Linked DNA regions of Homo sapiens: regions 1, 3, 4 and 5 are each linked to region 2. The links are chromatin contacts, found by Hi-C or POLR2A ChIA-PET in ENCODE. All regions are on one chromosome and are shown on one strand. Each heading gives the region's core, a stretch centred on a gene start or an enhancer-like site at or near the end of the contact. The rest is flanking DNA. Distances are from core to core; before and after follow the strand shown.

Evidence for each region. A loop is a pair of places that touch in the nucleus more often than their neighbours do. ChIA-PET counts read pairs that join two places held with the same protein, here RNA polymerase II (POLR2A). Pooled maps may share reads with other maps.
Region 1: a loop to region 2 is called in a pooled map, with 6 times the contacts of the local background. The contact joins the promoter of SQSTM1 here to the enhancer-like site in region 2. A Hi-C loop is called at or near these places in 6 of 50 pooled maps. POLR2A ChIA-PET finds 5 or more read pairs at or near these places in 4 of 52 experiments (HEK293T, WTC11, activated T-cell and 1 more).
Region 3: a map of CD4-positive, alpha-beta T cell shows a loop between it and region 2 (4-fold over the local background). The contact joins the promoter of SPATA31J1 here to the enhancer-like site in region 2. A Hi-C loop is called at or near these places in 1 of 168 maps with a recorded cell type or tissue (CD4-positive, alpha-beta T cell) and 6 of 50 pooled maps. POLR2A ChIA-PET finds 5 or more read pairs at or near these places in 2 of 52 experiments (HEK293 and activated T-cell).
Region 4: a map of transverse colon shows a loop between it and region 2 (4-fold over the local background). The contact joins the promoter of CNOT6 here to the enhancer-like site in region 2. A Hi-C loop is called at or near these places in 1 of 168 maps with a recorded cell type or tissue (transverse colon) and 3 of 50 pooled maps. POLR2A ChIA-PET finds 5 or more read pairs at or near these places in 2 of 52 experiments (H1 and activated CD8-positive, alpha-beta memory T cell).
Region 5: a map of naive thymus-derived CD4-positive, alpha-beta T cell shows a loop between it and region 2 (12-fold over the local background). The contact joins the promoter of MAML1 here to the enhancer-like site in region 2. A Hi-C loop is called at or near these places in 1 of 168 maps with a recorded cell type or tissue (naive thymus-derived CD4-positive, alpha-beta T cell) and 9 of 50 pooled maps. POLR2A ChIA-PET finds 5 or more read pairs at or near these places in 1 of 52 experiments (activated T-cell).

Annotation. Positions count from the first base shown.
Region 1 is chr5:179,817,877-179,822,170 of GRCh38, reverse strand. It overlaps SQSTM1 (sequestosome 1), which reads right to left and starts at 1,266. Exons shown (of 8, transcript NM_003900.5): 1 at 1,030-1,266. The coding sequence starts at 1,234. RefSeq lists silencers at 652-831, 842-1,101, 1,212-1,461, 2,762-2,941 and enhancers at 1,055-1,764, 2,372-2,531, 2,932-3,231, 2,285-3,484, 3,187-3,896.
Region 2 is chr5:180,088,533-180,092,802 of GRCh38, reverse strand. No RefSeq gene overlaps it. Among named protein-coding and RNA genes, the nearest start is that of RNF130, 19 kb to the right of the region's middle. RefSeq lists a silencer at 2,147-2,276. Within about 2 kb of position 2,327, at least 25 of the 41 ENCODE cell types and tissues checked have a DNase peak (open chromatin) inside an H3K27ac peak, as active enhancers do; they include transverse colon, where a contact is called at or near this core.
Region 3 is chr5:179,643,763-179,648,765 of GRCh38, reverse strand. SPATA31J1 (SPATA31 subfamily J member 1) reads left to right here and starts at 3,720. Exons shown (of 6, transcript NR_131066.1): 1 at 3,720-3,967; 2 at 4,680-4,737. All of the region lies in intron 4 of LOC128966623 (a long non-coding RNA gene), which reads right to left.
Region 4 is chr5:180,492,510-180,497,445 of GRCh38, reverse strand. CNOT6 (CCR4-NOT transcription complex subunit 6) reads right to left here and starts at 3,067. Exons shown (of 12, transcript NM_001370472.1): 1 at 2,683-3,067. RefSeq lists silencers at 2,298-2,557, 2,588-2,687, 2,858-2,997, 3,128-3,327.
Region 5 is chr5:179,730,536-179,735,291 of GRCh38, reverse strand. It overlaps MAML1 (mastermind like transcriptional coactivator 1), which reads right to left and starts at 2,470. Exons shown (of 5, transcript NM_014757.5): 1 at 1,865-2,470. The coding sequence starts at 2,179. It overlaps CANX (calnexin), which reads right to left. Exons shown (of 15, transcript NM_001746.4): 15 at 3,651-4,756. RefSeq lists silencers at 1,878-1,937, 2,178-2,377 and enhancers at 1,566-2,066, 2,828-2,927.

The sequences.
Region 1 (4,294 bases), core at 17-2,516, 270 kb after region 2:
TGTCCAGGATTGCAAGATGAATAGATACAGAAAGGAGGTTGCTGGGGGCATGTGGATAAGAGGGTGATAAAAGGTATGTATGGCGTTTATAAGGTGATGAAAAGCTCTCACACTGAATATGGTCCACAAACCTATGAAAATAGTGAAAACCACTGACTTGTACACTAAATGGGTGAACCCTTATTTCAGTTACAGCTCAATAACATCACAATTTTTTTTTTTTTAAGAATAGGAGAGGGCCTGGTATGCTGGCAGCGCTCCAGAGGGAGGTCCTAGCACTGCACCCTCCCAGGGGCCGGCCTTGGCCACCTCCCGCCCTCCTGGCCACAACCACCTCCCTAACCCCACCCCCAGCAGCCACTGGTCACACCAGCGCAGCAGGAAACAGGGCTTCTGTGCCAACACCAACACTTCTGAAGAACGTTCTCGTCCACTTGCCAATGGGAAAACATCTGTACTCGACCTGGCTCGGAGCGTTCCGCCGGCGATCCGTGCCCTTCTCCCAGGCGCTGTCGCGGCGCTCGCGAGTCCCCCGCACCCCCGCGCTTGTTTACCCGCGTCACTCCCTCCCCTCGCCGGCGCTCGCCCGGCTCCTCCAGGGCATTATCTGAACCCACCACCTGGCGCAGCAAGGTGTCAGTGTAACCCGAGTGCCCGCCTGACCACCCAGTGCCCGCGGAGAGCCAGAGCGTTCGCCCCGGCGCGTCCTTGCCAAAATCCCCAACAGCGCGGGGGGTGGAGCGGGGCGTCTGACGCCCCCAGGCTCGAGCCCCCGGCCGGCAGGGCTCCACCGCCCCAGGGGGCCGACGCTGAGCAGCGGGTCCCGGCCTTGGTCACCACTCCAGTCACCAGGCCGGCTCCCATGGCCGAACTGGGGACCCATGCAGGCCACCGCCATCCAGGGAGCAGCCAGCGCAGACCCCCTCACGGCCCGCCAGGCGTCGCCGAGAAGGGAGGGGGCAGCCACCCCGCGGCAGGAGGCCGTGTCCGGCCTGCGTCACCGCCCCCGCCGCTCCCCGGCCCGCTCACCGCGGTAGTGCGCCTGGAAGCCGCCAGGCCGCAGCGCGGGGAACAGGGCGGCCACCCGGCTCAGCAGCCGCTCGCAGGGTCCCGGACCCGCCGCAGCCTCGGCTTCCGCCTCAGGCTCGGGGCTGCAGCAGAAGCTGAAGCGGCGAATCTCGCGCGCCGCGTCCTCCTTGCCCAGAAGGTAGGCCTTCACGGTGAGCGACGCCATAGCGAGCGGCGAGCTGGCGGAAAACGGGCCGTCCCGGTCGCAGCCGCCGCGCGGCTTTTGTAGCGAACGCGGAGGCCCCGCCCCGCCTCGAGAGGGGCGGAGTCTCTCGCGCCCTCCCCGCCCCCGCCACCGTCGTCGCGGCGCGAGAGCCGCCCTGCAGAGGCCCCTTCACTACTCTCCCCTTCCCCGCTACCCCTCGCTCCAGGTCTCCCGGCCCCCTCATTGCTGACCCCTCTCTTCATTGCCCCGGTGCACCAAGGACCCCAGGAAACCGGCCCTGGCACTCATACAGGCCTGGGCTCCAGCCTCTGCACCTGGGATCAGGGTACTGGCGGGGGTCCAGCCCCTCGCCCCTCCCAGGCTTGGGCCTGGCCATGACTCAGCAATATCCTCAGTTGGGGGTACCCAGTGCAGGGAGAGGGGGACACAGCCCCCATATCAGGAGGCTGCTAGGTCGCCCAGTGGGCACTGCTGGCCAGAACAAGCTGGCTCTCAGGTTGCTGTTCCGACCCTGCCATGGTCAGCCTGCCGCGGTGGCAGCCCTCTTACAGCGCATGGCATCCTCGGTGATGGGCAGCGCATAGCATACTCGGTGACGGACCCCGACTCTGGCCTGAGCACCAGAGAAGTTCCCAGTTTAGTAGGAGTGGAGTTGAGAGGTGCTGGAGGACCAGCTAAGGTCTCCTGAGTGTCAGTGGTCGCCAAGTGTTCACTGTGGTCCAAGTGACTCCTTATGGGCTCCTCAATTCAGCAGGTAATGCCCATGGCCCTGTGGGGGCTCAGGCCCGTTGGCCTTGTGGGCAGCCAAGGGGGTCAGCCAACAGCCTCCTCAGCTAGGAAGGAAGAAACACTGCTTTATGCCACCAGAGTAACCTGTCCGCCAGAACTGGGGCAAGGAGAGGGGCAGGACGAGTGGTCACCCTCTGGAGCCTCCCAGGCAAGGTCCTGTGAGTAGGAGGTCAGAACCTGCTGGGTCCAACTCATGCCATTTCAGCCCAGGGCTTGCAGGAGCTGGAGAAACCTCCCAGGGGAGGAAACCCAGAGGGAGGCAAGAGTGGCTGGATGGGGCCAGTCAGGTGCGAAGGTGATGTGTGGGTGTGCGCACAGCAGGGGCTGGTCCACAGGTGTGAATGATCCTTCCCGGAGGGCTCCGAAGTGGGCAAGGCTTCCACCCTGCCCAGAGCAGCCCTGTGGAGAGGGTTCAGGCCTCTCCCTGCATCCGGCGGTGGAGAGTGGAAAATGCCCCAGGGCCTGCTGGAGCCACTGCCTTGCAGACAGGGGCAGGGGACACAGAGGGGCGTGCTGGCAGAGGCTGTGGCCTACAGACAGGTGCTGGCCAAGCGTGACTCAGCAGCCCAGGCGCCTGAGAGCCACGTGGCCCCCGCCGAGGGCCGGCTTTCCTGCCCCAGCCCCCGGCTATGGCCCGGTCTGAGCAGGGTGAGGGACACAAGGAAGGCCTGTGGCTCTGGGAACATAGCTTTGAGGAAGCGCTCAAGGCGCCCCACTCACCCCCAAGAAGGAGCTCCTTTGCTTTCTCGCCATTTGGCCCGTTTGGGATCGCGGGAAGTTTCCGCGGGGGCTAGGGGCATGTGAAGAGACTGGGGGGGGGGCGGGGAGGGGAGAAGGAAGCACAGAAGAGGGAGTCTTTGGGAAGCTGGGGTGGACACCCGGCTCTGGCCCTTCCCCGCACGCCTTGCGGCCCCAGCGGCCGCCCTGCCCCCACGCGAGGCCGAGGCCTCCCGGAGGTAAACAAGGCGCGGCGGGAACCCCCTGGCAGGGCCCTCTCCTCCCGCCGCGGAGGTCAGGTGGTCTGGCCGGCAGTGAGTCAGCGTCCCATGACCGCTGTCGTAATAGGGGGATCCCCGGCCCCTGCTGCCACCCATCTCAGTGACCTCTTACCTGGAGGCTGGGCTGGGGAGTGGCTCCGGGGTCACCGTGAGTCCCCTGAGCAGGAAGAGCGTGCAGCGGCTGGAGCCAGACAGACACTCTCCCCCTTCTCGCCTCTGACTCCTTCCCCTTTCCCGATGCAGTCCCACCCCGCAGGCTCCCCGCGTCCACTGGCCCCTTCCCACCCTCCAGGGCCCGGCGTGCATGCCCAGGGAAGGCTCGGCACCTGAGCCGCGAGACCCACTATGGACCAGCCTCTCATTTCCTCATCTTTCAAATGGGGCTGAAGTGGAAGGATTTGGGCTGCCCTCCCAGGCGATGCCCCGTGGGTGTGCGAGTTGTTTAGCTGCTTTTGGGGCTGTAAGCTGGGGGGTCAGGGCAGGACAGAGACTGCAGGGGGGCTGAGGTGGAAGAGTGGGGAGGGCAGGAGAGGCCTGAGCCAAGCGCCCAGTGGTCCCAGGAGACCAGCCGGGGCAGCCACAGGGGTGGTCTGGTTCTGTCTGTTGCTGCCCAGCATGTTGTAACCACCTCCTCAGTTCCCCCTTCCCCCCTCCCAAATAATCCTATGCCTTGGCAGTGGTGTTCCCAGGTTCGCTTCTTTTCTTTGGGGCGTGGAGTCAAGTGTCCGCGTGGGTGCTGGGGCAGCCAGAGACAAGGCCACTGAGGGATTCAGGCCGCACTGCTCTGGGCCATCTTTAGGGAGATTGACAATCACAGGGGACACAGGGGATGAGTTCCTCTACAGAGGTCCTGGTCTGTGCGGGGGCCTCCAGGCCTTCTGCGCTGCAGCCACTCCCTTCCACTCACATGGGAGGGCCACAGCCCTCCCTTGCCATCTTCCTAATCATGCCAGCTCATTCTACCTGGTGACTTTTCCCTGGCTCTCCCTCTGGTCCAAAACCCTTTCCACTCCTGCCCTACATGGCAACTTCCCACCCTAAATGTCTCCTCCTCAGCGGGGCCTTCCTTGACCACTCCCTAGGAAAAATCCCCAGGCACTGGACATCACTTTTTTTTTTTTTTTTTTTTTTTTTTTTGAGACAGTCTCTCTCTGTCACCCAGGCTGAAGTGCAGTGGCACGATCTCAGCTCACTGCAACCTCTGCCTCCCAGGTTCAAGCAATTCTCCTGCTCCTGCCTCAGCCTCCCAAGTAGCTGGGACTACAGGTGCCTG
Region 2 (4,270 bases), core at 1,078-3,577:
CAGCCTCCTGAGTAGCTGGGATTACAGGCGCCCACCACCATGCCTGGCTATGTTTTTTTTGTATTTTTAGTAGAGACGGGGTTTCACCATGTTGGTCAGGCTGGTCTCGAACTCCTGACCTCGTGATCCGCCTGCCTCGGTCTCCCAAATGCTGGGATTACAGGCGTGAGCCACCACGCCCGGCCCGGAAGTTGTCTTAAAATAATAGACCAAATGAAGAAAAACTGATTCAAGAAAAAATCTACTGAAGCTCAGTAAGAACAGTGAGCACTATGAAATTTGAACTATTACCACTTCCTCCATCCTTACTCTCAGCTCAGAGTGACAAAAGCTCTGTGCCAGGTGGGTGCAGTCAACAACACAAAGCTCTCTGTCCCCCAGCTCCCAGGCAAGGCTACCATATCCCCACGGGAGGGGCAGGCTTCCAGCATCTCTCTCCGCAAGCCCAGCTCTGTGTTAGAAGCTAAATCTGGAGCAAGTGCAGCTGAGAGGTCAGGGCCCCCTCCTCCACTCAGCCCTTCCATTGCAGAGTGGAGACTCTGCCCTAGGTGCTTCAGTCTGAGCACACCGAGTCAGGCTGGCTCCAGCTCACTCAGGGTGGAAATTCCATGCTGGGAGAGGCAAGCCAGGAAGATCAGAGGCCGCAGTCCCCACCCAGTCCACTCATCAAGCAAGGGTGTCACTCTGAGAAAGTGGGCCGTTGTCCCTACCACCCACAGTGAAGCAGTGACTGAGAAATTTTGCCCAGGAGAGGAGAGGCAAGGCACAGGACAGACAGCTTCTAAGCTCTCCCCAAAGGAATTGCCTTTATTTGAACACAGTGTAGGTAAGTTCAAGGCTAAGGGCACTCAAAAAACAAGAGAGGCTAGGTGTGGAGGCCGACGCCTGTAATCCTAGCACTTTAAGAGGCTGAGGCAGGTGGATCACCCGAGCTCAGAATTTTGAGGCCAGCCTGGCCAGCATGGTGAAACTCCGTCTTTACCAAAAATATAAAAAATTAGCCTGGTGTGGTGGCACACGCCTGTAATCCCAGCTACTTGGGAGGCTGAGGCAGGAGAATCGTTTCAACCCAAGAGACAGAGGTTGCAGTGAGCCGAGATTGTGCCGCTGCACTCCAGCCTCGGCGACAGAGCTGGACTGTCTAAAAACAAAACAAAAACAGTAGAGATCGTGTTGGTAAGCGATTAACAGATAACTAGTAGCTTCAACAGAGCAACAAGCTAAACCATAAGCCAGCCAATTTACCAGATAGAACCATGGAGAAAGCAGCCACAAAGAGCCCTCTGGGGTCAGAATGAACCTCGAAGACTGACCTGGAACACTGCCCCTGCAGAGGCACCTGCATTTAATTGAATCAAACTGTGGAGAAATGTTGGTCCCAGGACCTGGTCTTAACAGTAGAACCATCATCCAGCAGTTGGTGGCGCCTAACAGCTGGTGCGAGACCAACAAAGGCAGACAGTTAACAGAATTACGAGGGAAAGGGACAGCCAAAGAGAGCCCTGCTAAAGCCACCGCCACCCCAGGATGACTGTGAGCATGCCCAAGGCTCCCCCTGAGGAGCAACATCAGAGGCATCACCTTGCAGGTGAAACAGACTGCGTTAAAATAGCCCAGTTAAGTCTCATGCTTTTCCCTGGCACGTGGCCTGCACCTGAGGCCTTTGCTCTCTATTTTTTGCCAGTTTGCCAGTAAAACTTTACTTATCAAAACAGGCAGCCAGCCTGTGGGCAATAGCTTACTGATTTAATTTTTTTAAATACTGCCTTGTTTATCCTGATTCTCTCCCGTGCCTTGGCATCCCTGGGAAGTTGCTTACTTAAGAGGCCAAGGGGCCGGGGGCGGTGGCTCACGCCTGTAATCCCAGCCCTTTGGGAGGCGGAGGTGGGGGGGGGGGGTGGGGATCATTTGCGGTCAGGAGTTCGAGACCAGCCTGGCCAACAAGGTGAAACCCCTTTTCTACTAAAAACTCAAAAATTAGCCGGGCGTGGTGGCACACGCCTGTACTCCCAGCTACTCAGGAGGCTGAGGCAGGAGAATGGCTTGAACCCGGGAGGCGGAGGTTGCAGTGAGCCGAGATCTCGCCACTGCACTCCAGACACAGCGAGACCACGTCTCAAAAAAAAAAAAAAAGAAGCCGAGGCCGTCGCCGGCCCGCGCCGAACCGCCAGGGGGCGCCCTCCCTCCGGCACCGCCCACTCAGCCCGGCAGGAATCCGGGGCACAGGGGGCCCCTGACGCCGCGCTGGGCGTCCCGAGTGCTGGGCGTCAGATTTGCTCCTTCGCGCTCCTCCGGCGGCAGCGCTCCTCCCCACCCCGCCCCCAGCAATCGCCCACCGACCTGCGTCCCTTTCTCCGCCGAGATGCCTTGGGATCTGCTCCCTCCTTCCCCTCACGGACCCTCCCCCAGGTCTGGCCTCAGCTGCTCCCACCTCCTGAGGTTTTTCTCGCGTTTTGATTTTAGGGCGGGCCTCCCAGCACGAAAGCCTGACCTAAAATCAAGGCTGATTATAGTTCCTGCTCCCAAACAATCCTTCCCTTCAGCCAGACCTGAGCCTCCTGAGAGCCCGCGGCTGAGCTGAGGGAGAGCCCTCGCGACCCCCGCGGGGGATGTGGGCGAGAAAGCGCCTCACTCTCCTCCCGCGCAAAACGCCGGAGAGACCGGAAAACGCAGCCGTCGAGGTGCGCAATATTTTAATGCCATGTTTTTAAAAGTTAAAGTTAATGAAAAAGTCCATGAACAAAATATCAACATTTTAAATAAAGACAGGATTGGATTTTTTTTTTTTTTGACGGAGTCTCTCCCCGTCGCCCAGGCTGGAGAGCAGCGGCGCCATCTCTGCTCACTGCAACCTCCGCCTCCCGAGTTCAAGCGATTCTCCTGCCTCAGCCTCCTGAGTAGCTGGGATTACAGGCGCCCGCCGCCATGTTTGGCTAATTTTTTGCATCTTTAGTAGAGACGGGGTTTCACCATATTGGCCAGGCTGGTCTCGAACTCCTGACTTCGTGATCCCCCCACCTCATCCTCCCAAAGTGCTGGGATTACAGGCGTGAACCACCGCGCCTGGCCGGATTGGATTTTTCTTTTGGCCTCAGGCTCCAGTCCTCTGACTGACCTTGTCTTTGACTTTTGAAAATATTGTATTAAAATATTATTTATGCTGATGACTGAGATTTTGAGGACCCTTCTCCAATTTTCCACCTGAGGCAACCATCTCACTCACTTCATCCCAGTCCCAGCCCCCTGTAGAGACAGTCAATAAACAAGTAATAGGTGGATGTGGTGGCTCACGCCTGTAATCCCAGCACTTTGGGAAGCCAAGGTGGGCAGATCACCTGAGGTCAGGAGTTCTAGACCAGCCTGGCCAACATGGTGAAATCCCATCTCTACAAAAAATATAAAAATCAGCTGGGCGTGGTGGCACGCGCCTGTAATCCCAGCTACTCGGGAGGCTGAGGCAGGAGAATCACTTGAACCTGTCGGAGTTTGCAGTAAGCTGAGATAGGGCCATTGCACTCCAGCTGGCGACAGAGCAAGACTCTGTCTCAAAAAAAAAAAAATACATAAAAGAAAAGTAATAATTTCAGAAAGTGATAAGATCTAGAGAAAATTAAACATGACCACGTGACCCAGCAACTCCACCCTCCTAGGTATTCCATTCCAAAAGAAATGACAACATACAGTCACACAAAAACTTGCACACAAATGTACATAGCCACACTGCTCACAATAGCCGAGGAGTGGGGAACAAACAAAATGTACTTCAGTGGATGAATGCTACACAAAATGTGGCTGTGATCTTATCAAATATACATTTGGTCTTCATCCGGGCTTCCTGGCCTACAACTGCTAGAATCCTCAGAATCTCCACAGTAGTGTCTTTCATATGCTAAAGAGGTGGGTGAAGGCGGGCAGCCCCCAGGTAGCTCCAGGATGGGGCTGGTCACCAGAAGGACCAAGGCAGGACTAGAGGCCTGGGACTTTCAGCCTCACCCCCCAGCCTCCGGGGAGCGGAGAGGGGCTGAAGGTTAAGTTGGTCACCCATGGCCAGTGATTTCACCAGCCACGCCCAAGAAATGAAGCCTCCGTATAACCTCCAGGATAGCTGAACACATGGAGGTTCCTGGAGGGCCGCGTGCCCAGGGAGGGGTAGAACCTTCGTGCCCCTTTCCCCATGCCTTGCCCAGGCATCTCTTCATCTGTATTCTTCCCAATACCCTTTATAATAAACCAGCAAATGTAAGTGTGTCCCCGAGTTCTGTGAGCCACT
Region 3 (5,003 bases), core at 2,471-4,970, 450 kb after region 2:
CGCTGTCTGGACCAGAACGTGGTAATGGGGCTGGACTATTTACAGGCCCATTGTGACTATTTACAGCCCTACTTACAGGCTGTACCACGGCCATCTCCCAGCACGTGCTCAGCTATGACGTCAAAATAAGGTAGAGCCGGCTGGATGAGGTGGGGCAGGGGAACCGGAGCTGTACACACAAGTGGTGGGGGCTCAGGGGCTCAATACTGTCTGGGGCCAGGGCTGTAAACATGGCTGGGGTGGCCCCTGTGTCATGGGGAGGAAGCCCGTGGGGGAAATGTCATTCTCATCACATCACATCACACCAAGGGTACCTGCTATTAACATGGCTTATCGCTTTTTAAAACATTTGAGATTCAGTGGGTGCATGCGCAGGTTTGTTACATGGATAAACCGTGTGGTGCTGAGGTTTGGGCTTCTAGTGAACCTGTCACTCAGATAGTGAAGACAGTGCCCAACAGGCAGTTTTTCAGCCCTTCCCCTGCTCCCGCTCTCCACACTTTTTGAGTTTCTAGTCACTTTTTTTTTTTTTGAGATGGAGTCTCTGTTGCCCAGGCGCTGGGACTACAGGCACCCGCCACCATGCCCGGCTAATTTTTTGTATTTTTAGTAGAGGTGGGGTTTCACCGTGTTAGCCAGGATGGTCTCGATCTCCTGACCTCGTGATCCAGCCGCCTCGGCCTCCCAAAGTGCTGGGATCATGTAGGGTATGATCTCGGTGCCCTGCAACCTCCGCCTCCCGGGTTCAAGTGATTCTCCTGCCTCAGCCTCCTGAGTAGCTGGGACTATAGATGTGTGCCACCACACTCGGCTAACTTTTGCATTTTTAGAAGAGACAGGGTTTCACCACGTTGGCCAGGCTGGTCTCAAACTCCTGACTTCAAGTGATCTGCCCGCCTTAGCCTCCCAAAGTGCTGGGATTACAGGCCTGAGCCACCACGCCCGGCCCTTGGTCCATGGTTTTACACCAGTGACACCTATAAACTGATGATTCCCACATTTAAAATATCCAGCCAAAGCTCTCGGCCAATTTCTAGATTGTTCCTGTGCTTCCACAGCTTCTAGTGCCACTGGTATGTCTGACACCATCTTACGTTTAAGGTCAAAAGATTTCTGAAGCCCCCACACAACTCAAACCCAACTGCTCCCCCAGTGTTTTCCATCTCAGTCAAAGTAGCATCCTTCCCTCCCTTCCCCACCCACCCCGCAATTTACCTAGTTCCCTGGCCCCAGGTTCTCTCAGTGCCCACATGAGCAAGACCAGCTGGCTTTATCTTCAAAATAGACCCCGAACCTGTCTGCAGTATTTCCACCCTAGTCCAAGCAACCCGCAACCTTCCTGTCTGGATTCTTGTACCTGCTTCCTACAGGGCATCTCTGCTTCTACTCTTGCCCCCACTCCCCCACATAATCTTTACATGGATTTTTTAAAATAGGTAAATCAGACCATGCCACTTCCCTTCCCAGAGCCCTGCGGTGCTTTCTCATCATTAGAATAAATAGGTCTCCTGATCCAGGCCTTGCTTAGCTTTCTGACTTCCTTTTATTTTTTATTTATTTATTTATTTATTTATTTTGAGACGGAGTCTTGCTCTGTCGCCCAGGCTGGAGTGCAGTGGTGTGATCTCGGCTCACTGTAAGCTCCGCCTCCCGGATTCACCCCATTCTCCCACCTCAGCCTCCCGAGTAGCTGGGACTACAGGCGCCCGCCACCACACCCGGCTAATTTTTTGTATTTTTAGTAGAGACGGGGTTTCACTGTGTTAGCCAGGATGGTCTCAATCTCCTGACCTCGTGATCCTCCCACCTTAGCCTCCCGAAGTGCTGGGATTACAGGTGTGAGTCACCGTGACCAGCTCTGACTTCCTTTTCTAATGCTGGAGACAGAGGTGACCCTGTGGAGACGTGGACCCTCTATTAGGTGGAGGGGAGAGGAGGAAAGGGACGGAGGGAGGGAGGGAAGAAAGGGAGAAAACACCAATAACTCAAAGAAGAATCACCATGTAAGCAACTGGTGCCCATCAGGAACATGCATCTTGCAAGAATCACCATGTAAGCAACTGGTGCCCATCAGGAACATGCATCTTGCAAGAATCACCATGTAAGCAACTGGTGCCCATCAGGAACATGCATCTTGCAAGAATCACCATGTAAGCAACTGGTGCCCATCAGGAACATGCATCTTGCAAGAATCACCATGTAAGCAACTGGTGCCCATCAGGAACATGCATCTTGCAAGAATCACCATGTAAGCAACTGGTGCCCATCAGGAACATGCATCTTGCAAGAATCACCATGTAAGCAACTGGTGCCCATCAGGAACATGCATCTTGCAAGAATCACCATGTAAGCAACTGGTGCCCATCAGGAACATGCATCTTGCAAGAATCACCATGTAAGCAACTGGTGCCCATCAGGAACATGCATCTTGCAAGAATCACCATGTAAGCAACTGGTGCCCATCAGGAACATGCATCTTGCAAGAATCACCATGTAAGCAACTGGTGCCCATCAGGAACATGCATCTTGCAAGAATCCCCATGTAAGCAACTGGTGCCCATCAGGAACATGCATCTTGCAAGAATCCCCATGTAAGCAACTGGTGCCCATCAGGAACATGCATCTTGCAAGAATCACCATGTAAGCAACTGGTGCCCATCAGGAACATGCATCTTGCCTGCTGTTATCTAATAGTCGAGACGTGAAGTGGGCTGGCAAATTTGTGGGTTCTGTTTTTTTTTTCAAGATGGAGTCTCACTCTGTCGCCCAGGCTGGAGTGCGGTGGCGTGATCTCAGCTCACTGCAACCTCTGCCTCCCGGGTTCATGCCATTCTCCTGCCTCAGCCTCCCGAGTAGCTCCGACTTCAGGCACCCGCCACCACGCTAATTTTTTGTATTTTTAGTAGAGAGGGGGTTTCACCGTGTTAGCTAGGATGGTCTTGATCTCCTGACCTCGTGAGCCACCGCGCCCGGCCGGCAAATTTATGGGTTCTTGTTATGGAGAATTGACCTAGGTTGATATTCATTCTGCCAGAGCCAGTGGAATTTGTAGTTTCTGAAAAGAGTTGTGTTATTTGGCAAAACCTGAATTGGGCATCACTTATCTTCATGTACTTAGCCAAAGCCCTAAAAAAACTTTTTTGAGGCTGTGTGCGGTGGTTCACGCCTGTAATCCCAGCACTTTGGGAGGCCGAGACGGGCCGATCACGAGGTCAGGAGTTTGAGATCAGCCTGGCCAAGATAGTGAAACCCTGTCTCTACTAAAAATTAAAAAAATAAGCCAGGCGTCGTGGCAGGCACCTGTAATCCCAGCTACTCAGGAGGCTGAGGCAAAGAATTGCTTGAACCCAAGAGGCGGAGGTTGCAGTGAGCAGGCAGAGGAGACCCTGGAGCAATAATCCCTGGAAATAACAGGAATTTCAGGGACAAATCCAGATCCTCAAAAACTGTGAAACTGAGGGAGTCTGAGCAGAGATCTCCAATGAACCAGGTACCATCTGTGTGCCAGGGCAAGAGGACGGAAAACGGACCAGGTCTGTTTCTGACAGGTTGAGCAGGTGGAGTGGGAAGGAGGGATCCGGAAGGCCAGGAGGGTGGAGGGAACTGCAGGGGTGGGTGGTGGTGGGCGGGGCTGGGCTTTAGCCTCCTCCTCCCACTGCCCACCCCACCCTTAGGAGCCCTTTGTGAGGGGGAGGCCCCAGCTCTGTGATGTGGACCTGGGCCCCAATAACTTGTCCCAGAGGGGATGCCCAGGGCTCAGTTGCCTGAGGACAGCAGTGCAGTTGACATGGATATTCTCTTTCCTCTGGACAGTGTTATTGGTACAGAGCTGTGCCCCAGCCCCATTCCCCAGATCATCCATTTCGTCCTCTTTGTTGTGTTCAGCCTGGTGATCCTGATTATCTTACGCCTCTACATTCCCAGGGAGCCGTCCTCAGTGCCTCCCAGAGAGGAGGACAGCGAGAATGTAAGGAGCCCTCAGCCCACACCCAGCAGAGAATGCTTCTATTTTTCCTGCTCTCTTTTCCACTTTTCCACATCAGCCAGAGGCGCTCCTGTGATGGGAACTCTCATCATCCCTCTAGGGACAGCAGGGCAGGCAGGGGTTGGAGTGGGCATAGGATTTCCAACCCAAGCTCCCAGACCATCTGTGGAGGTGCACGGGAGGCGTCAGAGCAAAACCAAACCCCAGGACTCAGCGGCGAGGACCCGGTCATGAGAGGGGTGAGGTCTCTGTGGAAGGACAGGCCCTGAGCCCGGGCTCATCAGCCGCCTTCCTGGGCAGGTGCCTCGGGGCCCAGCCTCTGTGTGAGGTGCTCTGGGGGCTGTGCTGAGCCCCTGAGAGCCTCCCACCTGAGACTGGAGTCGCCCCTGGCCTCCTCGGAAGCAGAATCCTCCCTGCCAGCTCAGAGGCACCTGCAGACCCAAGAGTGTGCGTTTCCCAAGCAGCGGAACAGGGACTGAGGATACCCAGGGCAGGCCTCACATAGAAAACCCCTCCATGCTTTCCAGAGAAGGAAACCAGAAAAAGGTTATTACGCACTTTAGAAACCAGTGAAAGAGAAGCACACAGGCTCCATGAGCTGGGCGGAGAAAGTGTGTCATTCACGAGCACTGGGTCTGCAGCTGTGGGGACAGGAGACTGAGACCCGGCCTGCACCCTCTTTCTTGTCTCTCAGGATCAAGCTGAAGTGGGGGAATGGCTCAGGATCGGAAATAAATATATCACTTTGAAAGGTAAGGCTCTGAGGGTCCCAGAAGCCCCAGAGATGACAGCTTCACCTGTCCCTAGGAACAAGCACCAAGTCTCCTAGGAAGTCATCTGCAGAGGCCTGATGGGGAAGCTCCTGGTAGGGCAATTGGAACCCGGGATCCATCTCCGATTCCCTGCTGAGTTGAAGCCATGGGGTCCAGGGAGCGGGTGTTGCCCAGGAGGGGACCAGTGACCACCTGGACGTGCAGGAGGGGATGCAGGTCCATGTGGGCAGCTGTTTAACATGGCT
Region 4 (4,936 bases), core at 1,818-4,317, 400 kb before region 2:
TATTATCCTTTTCTGTTGCACTATGAAAAAGGTTTATCATTTAAAGAATATAAGAAGGCAAATATAGGTACTGGAATGTCTAAGCATTCACCAAAATGCATACTTTTTTTTTTTTTTTTTGAGACGGAGTTTCACTCGTTGCCCAGGGTGAAGTGCAGTGGCGTGATCCTGGCTCACTGCAATCTCTGCCTCCCAGGTTCAAGCCATTCTCCCACCTCAGCCTACTGAATAGCTGGGATTACAGGCATGCGCCACCACACCTGGCTAATTTTGTATTTTTAGTAGAGACAGGGTTTCATCATATTGGCCAGGCTTGCCTCGAACTCCTGACCTCAGGTGATCCACCCATCTCGGCCTCCGAAAGTGCTGGGATTACAGGCGTGAGTCACCGCGCCTGGCATAAAATGCATACTTTTAAACTACATGTACAGTGGGCAAATTCCTACAACGCCTTTACACATTTGTAGTTAGGACCAAGTTCTATAAACCAACCTTATGTCTGCTCAAAAGTTTGAAATTTCCCAATAATTGTAGTTTTACTTTGCCAACAACATTTAAGCAACCTGAAAATACCTACAAATTGAACAGGCATTCAAGAGGAGCCGCTTGGGCTGCATCACCACTATCAAGACACTATGGAAATTACCTAATGATTGACTTTCAGAGAAAATCTTCAGTCTCACAAGAAAATCTGTCTTTCGTCACCGTTTTTATAAAGTGATCAAGACAAGGTCTCACTACGTTGTGACAGTTATCACAGACTTTATATATGTTACTTTATATTTTTCTGAGACAGGGTTTTGCTGGTCTCAAACACCTGGGCTCAAGCCATCCTCCTTCCTCAACCTCCCAAAGCGCTGGGATTACACGGTGAGCCACCATGCCTGGCAATTGCATCATCTTTTTTGATCATTTCGTTCAGCATCTCGTTCATCGACTGAGAAGTGACCTGAAATAACTTCCAACCATTAACATACCCTCCCTCCTCCCAAAAGAACAAACCTCTAGCGATTAGGTCGCACACTCATGCGCTCTCACACGCACACAAACCCGGTCCTTTCCCTCCTCATTACAGTACCATGGGCAAGTCACCTCCACCTAGAAAGGTCTGTCTTCTCATTAGCAGCTGTTCATGTATTTTGTTTAAAGCAAAACACCTGGAGTAGATCACAGATCTAAAGATATTAAGCAATTTTTATTCTAAATTTTACTCTAAAAGTCATCACATTCTAAACACTGTGATGGCCAGGCATGTTGGCTCATGCCTGTAATTGCAGCACTTTGGGAGGCCAAGGAAGGAAGATCGCTTGAGCCCTGGAGTCGGAGACCAGCCTGGGCAACAGAGCAAGGCTCTACAAAAAATTAAAAAATTAGCCGTGGTGGTGTCTGCCGGTAGTCCCAGCTAGTCAGGAGGGTGAGGCAAAAGGATCGCTTGAACCCAGGAGGCGAAGGCTGCAGTGAGCCGAGAACTGTGCCACTGCACTCCAGCCTGGGTGACAGAGTGAGATCCTGTCTCAAAAACAATAAATAAATTAAATAAAGACTGTGATAAATGTCTTAACAGCAATTCCCCAAAAAAGCCTTTAAACCCTTTTGATCAATGGCCCACGTCCACTCCTACAGCCTACTAATCTGTTCTAGAGTAGTAAATTCTAGTATATTGTAAAAAATACAAAGTGCTACTACACACCATTTTATTTTTCAGTTATTCATATTCACTCTCTTCCTCTTCAAAGTTAAATTCCCAGATACAAGTAGGCAAGAAGATTCAGCACTAACAATGAGACAATCCACCTGGAAAACAGGTAAGTATGGGAACTCAAATTGAAGCAGATTATCTAAAACACATCAGCTTACACAGTAACAACAAATCCAAAGAGCTCGAGCGAGATGACCATTCACAACGCTGTCAATGGCAACAACAGTTAAAAACAGAAGGCCACAGGTGTTGGTTAGCAGGCTCTTCGGGGAAGGTGAAGGAGGTAAAGAATCAAAGGAAGTTTCCAAAGAAAATAGCGATTAGTGCTGAAAAACAAAAAGGAGGGATGCAATTTGGGTTACCAGAGAAAACTGCTTGTAGAAACCAGTACAATCTCCGAATCCTTCGCAATACTATAAAATAAGCATCCTCATTGCATGCCAAGTGCTTCTTTAACCTGTAATCCACCCCGTCCTCTCCCTCAAAATCTGCGTTAAACTGAATTTTAAAAACATTTTAGGGGAGGGGGTAAGCAGTTGGTTTCCCGCTTGACAGTAATTGTGGCCACGGAGCGCGAAGCTCCACACTCCACACAGCGCGCCACCCACAGAGGCGCTTCTCAAAAGTTGCCACCCATCTTGGCCACGAGTCCCGGGACACGGACTCGCCTCCTCCGACGACGGCAGCCGGGACCGGCCGGGATCCGGGAGCCCAGCGCCGACCCTCTCCCCTCTGCGCGCCGCCGCCGCCGCCGTCAATCAACGCCCCCCTCCCAGGGACTCGGCCCGGGGGCGCGGCCCGGGGCGGGGCGCGATCGCGGCGCGTCGAAGGGGCCCCCAACAGCCGCCAGCTTGCGGAGCAGCGGGACCGCCGCCCACGAAACGAAAGTTGCCCGCGACCGAGCCCGGCCGACGGGGGGCGGTCCGTGCGCGGCCGGAGAGAGGAGCGGCGCCCCGACCGGGCCTCCGGCCTGCCTCGCTCACCTCTCGGGGTGCGCCGCCTTCCTCCGCCGCTGCCGCCTCCTCCTCCCTGTGAGTGCAGCGGGGTCTGCCCTGTGGAACCACCATACCAGTCCCGCCCGCTGCTGCAGCGCCGCCACCGCCGCCGCTCCTCTGCCGCCTTAGTCGCTGCTCTTTGTTCCCCCTCCGAGAGCCACTGCTTCGGCTGCCCGCCTCAGCCGCCCCGACGGGCCGCCACTACGCCCTCCCGCCCTCTCGGCCCCCGGCCTCGCCCTCCTCGCTGCGCCCGCCGCTGCCTTCGCCTCCGCGCCGCCGTCGCCGCCGCCACCGACGCCGCCGCCTCCTCCTCCGCGCCCCCCTCGTTTTCATTGAAAGCAAACAAGCATCATGGCGGCGGCCGCCGTCCCTCAGCCAGCGAGCGCCCGGACCGCCGCCGGCGCTCCAACATCCTGGCCGCTCATTGGGCGCCGTCGCCGGGCACAACCATCCGCCCTTCGGTGCGGGGGTCGCTCCCGGCACGCAGCTGCCCAGGCCCCGCCCCCTTACCCCCGCGCTGGAGAGCGGTGGACCGGCCCGGCGCGCTGCGGGCCCTGCCTCCCTGCCTGCCGCCCTCCATCCCTTCCTCTCCGTCCATCCTTCGTCTCCTTCTGTTCCCGCTCTCCTCGCTCCTTTCCTGCCTTGGCACTTCTGTTTTCTCCTCTCCTTAGCGCTCCTCCATTTTTCATCTACTTCTTTTTCCGCCCCAGGTTGTCCACTTTTTTTTTGTTTTTTGAGACGGTGTCTTGCTCTTTCACCCAGGCCAGAGTGCAGTGGGGCGATCTTGGCTCACTGCAAGCTCCGCCTCCCGGGTTCACACCATTCTCCTGCCTCAGCCTCCCGAGTAGCTGGGACTACAGGCGCCCGCCACCGCGCCCGGCTCATTTTTTGTATTTTTAGTAGAGACGGGGTTTCACCGTGTTAGCCAGGATGGTCTCCATCTCCTGACCTCGTGATCCGCCCACCTCCGCCTCCCAAAGTGCTGGGATGGCAGGCGTGAGCCACCGCGCCCGGCTGGGTTGTCCACTTTTATCTCCTCTTTTCCTTGATCGTCCTCCCCTTTTTTTCTCCTCTTCCTTTTCCTTAAGCCTTCGCCTGTCAATCACGTCGAAACACAGTATTTGACCGGAGCCAGTATCTTGATCTGCCTAAAGACAAGACATTCAATCGTGAACAGTCGAATATTATTCCTTCCTCAATTATACAAAGAAGAGTAAGTTAACATACCACTTCAGCCTATTAATGGTAATTCATTCCATTACATTAATGGACAGTTTTGGTGCTGGGGTCCTAGCCTGGGTAACGGACAGCAGCTGCTGTGCTCCAAGATCAAAAGGTGTTCAGGGCAAACTCTGGTGTTTGAAGGTCAGCAGAGAAATGACTGGGCTGATTCATGATGCTTACATCAAGAAATATTAGTTGACTGATGGTCAGGGCACAGAGATGAATCAGACCCCACCCAGCCCTGAGTAAGCTCACAGTCTAGGGGCAAGAATAACACCCAACAGACTTAATATTGGAGGTATATTGGTCGGGCGCGGTGGCTCACGCCTGTAATCCCAGCACTTTGGGAGGCCGAGGGGGGCAGATCACCTGAGGTCCGGAGTTGGAAAACAGCCTGACCAACATGGCGAAACTTCGTCCCTACTAAAAGTACAAAAAATTAGCCAGGTCTGGTGGCTTGCACCTGTAATCCCAGCTACTCGGGAGGCTGAGGCAGGCAGGAGAATCATTTGAACCTGGGAGGCGGAGGTTGTAGTAAGCGGAGATCGCACCATTGCACTCAGGCCTGGGCAGCAAGAGCGAAACCCTGTCTCAAAAAAAAAAAAAAAATTTGAGCTATATGTTGAAGGCGTGAAGGAAAAGGAAAGCTGCCTGCCCACCTATGTGGCAAACTAGGATAGGCTGCTAACTGCTTCCTGGAAAATCAACCCTGAAGAAATGAGAGTGAGACAGGTTCCAGGAACTAACAGTAGCAACAAACCGAGGCTTCTGCTTCAGTGAAGGCTGTTGAGAGCTGGGGATGTGGGAAATGGGTTGCTGTTGCCTGGGGTGGAGGAGACCTGGCTGGAAGGGCAAGGAAAGGATGAGGGACAAAAGCTGTTCAGAGGTGAAGATGATCCCCCTCTCCCCAGCACGGCCTTGGGATGGTCATCGCTTGGCACTGCCATGACATCAGGAGTGACAGCCCAGGCCTCTAGCGCCATAGGACACTGGGCAAAGACAGAGCAGTGCAGAAGTT
Region 5 (4,756 bases), core at 1,221-3,720, 360 kb after region 2:
AAGAAAGAGATAAGCTGGGACTGGCAGGGTGGCAGGATTCTGAAAGGGATGGAGGAGGGTCCCACAGGCGGCCTTTAAATTTATGAAATACTGTATTTTATTTATTTATTTATTATTATCATACTTTAAGTTTTAGGGTACATGTGTACAATGTGCAGGTTAGTTACATACGTATACATGTGCCATGCTGGTGCGCTGCACCCACTAACTCGTCATCTAGCATTAGGTATATCTCCCAATGCTATCCCTTCCCCCGAAATACTGTATTTTCATGTCCACACTCATTTCTTTTTATTCTTAAAAGAATCCTGGGGGCGGCACGGTGCGGTGGCTCATGCCTATAATCTCAGCACTTTCAGAGATCAAGTTGGAAGAAAGGATCACTTGAGCCCAGGAGTTCAAGACCAGCCTAGGCAATATAGTGAGACCCCATCTCTAACAGAAAAAAAACTTTTTTTATTTAGCCAGGCATGGTGATGTGCAGCTGTGGTTGATCCCAGTTACTCAGGAGGCTGAGGCGGGAGGACTGAGGAGGCTGAGGCGGGAGGATTGAGGAGTCTTGAGCCAGGAAGGTTGAGGCTGCAGTGAGACATGACTGTGCCTCTGCACTCCAGCCTGGGCGACAGAGTGAGGGGAGGGCAGGGAAAGAACACGGGGCGATAATAAGCCCAACATGCCCCTAGTTTACAGATGAGAAAAGTGAAGATGAGAAGGCTTGACCAGTTGATACAATAAGCAATGAAATCTGAGTGGTTTTTTTTCTTCTAACCCAGCAATCGAGGCTAGTGTGGAAGAGAATGAGAAAAATAATTCAACCAGAGCAGAGGACCTGTGAGGGACATTAAAAGATAGGTTAGGTCAGACTGGTCCCAAATGCCAAACTAAAGACTTTGAACTTCATCCTTTCAAGCAAGAGAAGGATTTCCAGCATTTCGAGAATAAGGGAGAAAGAAACTAAATGCCTACAGACTGGTTAGTTAGCTAGGGACAGGCACTGCAATAGCCCAGGTGAGAGATAATAAAGGTATGAATTTAAAAATACACATAACAAATTAGATTTTAACATTGGTTTTAAACTAAAATCCCCAAGAAAACCACTGAAAAACCTTGTCTCTTTTGTAAATCTGTTTCAGGAAGAAAAACCTCTAACCAACAAATTTCAGGAACATTTACTGAGAGCCCAAAGGGAGTAATAATTGACCAACAATCTAACATCATCAGAGATTTTAAACAGGCCTGATAAATTAAAACTAGAATTGTCAACAATATTGCAGGAATCTCAAGTTCACAAAGTTCAGGCTACCTAAACAAGGAATACTTATATGCAACTCATTGAACATTTTACTAAGTTTTCCAAAAATTTCTTGATTTTCCATTCAGAGGAGTTTCAGTTGGTCAACCAAAGGCCGACTTATTTCCACATGAAAGCCCTGATCCTGCTCACAGCACAGGATCTTGTAAAGGGCAAGGACCCAATAAACATTTGCAGAATAAATGAGGCCAGGCCTACGGTGCAGGAACTCCCTCCATCACAGGCGACTCGAATGCTAGTCTATTTCGAATAAAGATCTCAACATCCCGGAATCAAGTCTGGAAGAAAAACCCTCCGGTTAGCGTTCGCCAGCCTTCCCAGGTCGGGCCTCCTGCAAGGCCCTCAAGGCGCTGTTTTCCCAAAGTAACGCCACCGTGCCACTTCCCAAAGATGACAACCTCTCAGCTCCCTGCCATGTTACCCTCTCTCCAGCCAGATCCAGGAGTCGCGGACGCCTGGGGAAGTCTCCCAGCGGCCCGATCCGCGTCAGAGGAAGCGTTTTCGGGAGAGGGGGCTGCCGCCACGACAAGCGCCTTCCCGCGCCCTACTCACCGTGGCCGGGCGGCCGTGCTCGGGGCCGTCAGCGGCGTCCAGGCGCGGGGCCGGGGCGGCGGGCGCCGGGGCCGTGGCGGCGGGCGGCTGCCTGTGCTTCCCGGCGCGCTTGGCCTTGGCCTGGATGCAGCGCTGGTGCAGGGCGAAGGTGTGTTGGCGCTCCAGCTCCAGGCGCTCGGGCGACACGGCCTCGTAGCGGGCCTCGCAGGTGCTGTGGTGGCGCCGGCACAGCTCGATGCGCCGGCGAAGGCGCTCCATGACCGCGCTGTGCCGCGGCAGCGCGAACTCCGCCATGGGGCAGGTGGGCAGCACCATGGGCCGCGGGCTGCACGGGCCGGGCCCGGGGCCGGGCCTCTCGGGGCCGGCTGGCACTGCGGGCTTCGCTCCCCGCGGCTACCCCTCTCCGCCTCACGGCCGCGCCATGCCCCCGAGGGCAGCGGAGCGGGCTCGCGCGCGGCGGCGGGTTTTCCTCCTGCCCCGCTCGGCCCGACCCCCAGCCGGCGCTTGCTGCCTACCTCAAGCCTCGGCCTCTCCCCACCGCCCCGGCCCCATTGTTTTCCGCGCTACCGCCGCGGCCGCCATCTTAAAATTGTTTTCGGGCCTCTCGGAAGAAGGCGGGGCCTCGGTAAGAGACCTTGTGCATCACGACTGATGAGCAGGGGCCCTGGCCAATCAGAGAAGGAAGAACCGGCCGCCCGAGGGCGTGGGGACGAGCACGCAAGAGGCGCGCTCGGGCGCCAGAGCGGTATTTAAAAGGAATTCTCAAGCGAAGGGCGGAGGGAAGCCCCTGGGCGGGCCTTAATCCTGGGGGCGGAGCTAAGCGTGACTGACAGGAGCCCGTCCAAGAGGCGGCTATTGGTTTCCTGCACAGCACCCGCTGAAGGCAGGCCCTTCCGGCTACCCCGAGAAAAGGGGAATCTGGCAGGCGAGTGCGGCGCAGCTGGCCAGTCCCTGTCGCCCGCCTGGCAGTACAGAGACCTTTTTTTTAAATTATTTTTTAAATTTCGACTTTGATAAACTCTAAGTAGCCACGCTATTTTAATGTCAGCCGTTTTACTTTGACCTTATTCCTTGTATCCAGCCCCATAATTGGTCAGAATCGTCTAGTGAGCTGGTAGTTTCCTCTTGCAACATTCCGAATCACTGGTAGTTTCCACCTATTTGTAAAAGCCCGAGCAAGTTTCAAAAGTGCAGTATTACTCACTACTTAAAAAAAAAGTCCAGAAGATGTGAGCAAAAGCATGCAAGAGTGCAGCTCCATTAGAGGGAACTGGAAATGCAAAGGACGACGTTTCACCACAACCACCGCCTTCCAGGCTCAAGCGATTCTCCTGCCTCAGCCTCTCCAGTAGCTGGGATTACAGGCATGCGCCACCACGCGCGGCTAATTTTGTATTTTTAGTAGAGACGGGGTGTCTCCATGTCGGTCAGGCTGGTCTCCCACTCCTGACCTCAGGTGATCCGCCCACCTCGGCCTGCCAAAGTACCGCGATTACAGGCGTGAGCCGCCGCGCCGGACCAAAAACAGTCCTTTAGGTAAAACTGAGTTACTCAACAAAACCAAACCAAGACAAATTATGCCCCATTATTAAAACTAATAGGCAAAGGGGAGTAGAGGGACTGGAGCAATCAAACAGTGTTAGTACTAAAACTAGATAGTGTGATGCCAAAGGATATCAGGAACTCTAGATATGGGCACTCTAATTGCTAAAAGGTTAAGCAGGAGGTGGCAGGAGGCTGCACATTGAGATACACCATCAGTAGTTCAAACATTCGTTACTCTAGCTTTTTACTAGGGCTCATGAGGTTTTATTTTAAAATCAAGAGAAAACAACAATCAAATATGTCTTCATACAAACGCAGCAGAAAAATACAAATCCTAATGTTTTAAATGGAGAAAGTGGGCCACCAAGGCAAAAGTGCCATAATGCAGTCCTGCTTTTTTTTTTTTAGCATTCAAACAAATTTTACACCAGAACTAAACTATTTCTTAATAGAAAAAATAGTAACTAGGAGCACTACATTCTGTGTACATACTTTTCTTTAGTATGTAATCTAAAAATTTAATAGCACATAAAAAACTGGGCTAACTTTCAAAAATACCCCTAAAGTATTTAAGTATATGTAAAATAATGGAGTCTGATTCTGAACAAATAATTTTCTAATAAAAATTTCAAAGTTCAATGGTTCCCCTAAGTCTTAAAGAATATTATCTACAAATTATCAGTAGCATTCCCTCCTTTTCTGAGCTGCTGTCCACACTATTATACAACAGAAACTACTGCACCGCAATCACATGGGCAGGAAGAGGCAAGGGCTAGACAGAAAAGACTGCATCAAACTCACGTGGTGAGATAAAAGTCATTATTTCACTGTCCATAATAGTTTCTGCCTAGTAGTGAACTCTCACATAGTGGCCAATTATACGAAGATCAACCCACTAATTGAACATAGTCACACACACACACTGAAGGTTACTATGAAGAAATTCAGTCAAAAGCAGACACTTAACACAGGGCTTTAATGTAACACCATTTAGTAACATGACAAATTGAAAAGTGAGGAGTACTTTGTGGATAAGAAAATGGAGGAACACATCTGATGGAGAGTGGGCATTTGACAACAATGGAACAGGTAACCAGCATGTAAAATCAAAATATAAGTGTCTTTTTAAGAGCTGAAAGCTGCTGCTGGTCATTCATTAATGTGTCAGACATTTAATCAGGATGCTGGACCTTCAAAATAACTGAAAAAAGAACCAAGAAAAGGCGTTTTTGTTTTCAACAAACTTTACTAAATAACCCTGGAAAGGCAATGAACGATCTGACAATTTAAGCTCTAATGATTTAAAGCTCAGCTAGAAGAAAGTGAGGCATGACATATACTGTCAAC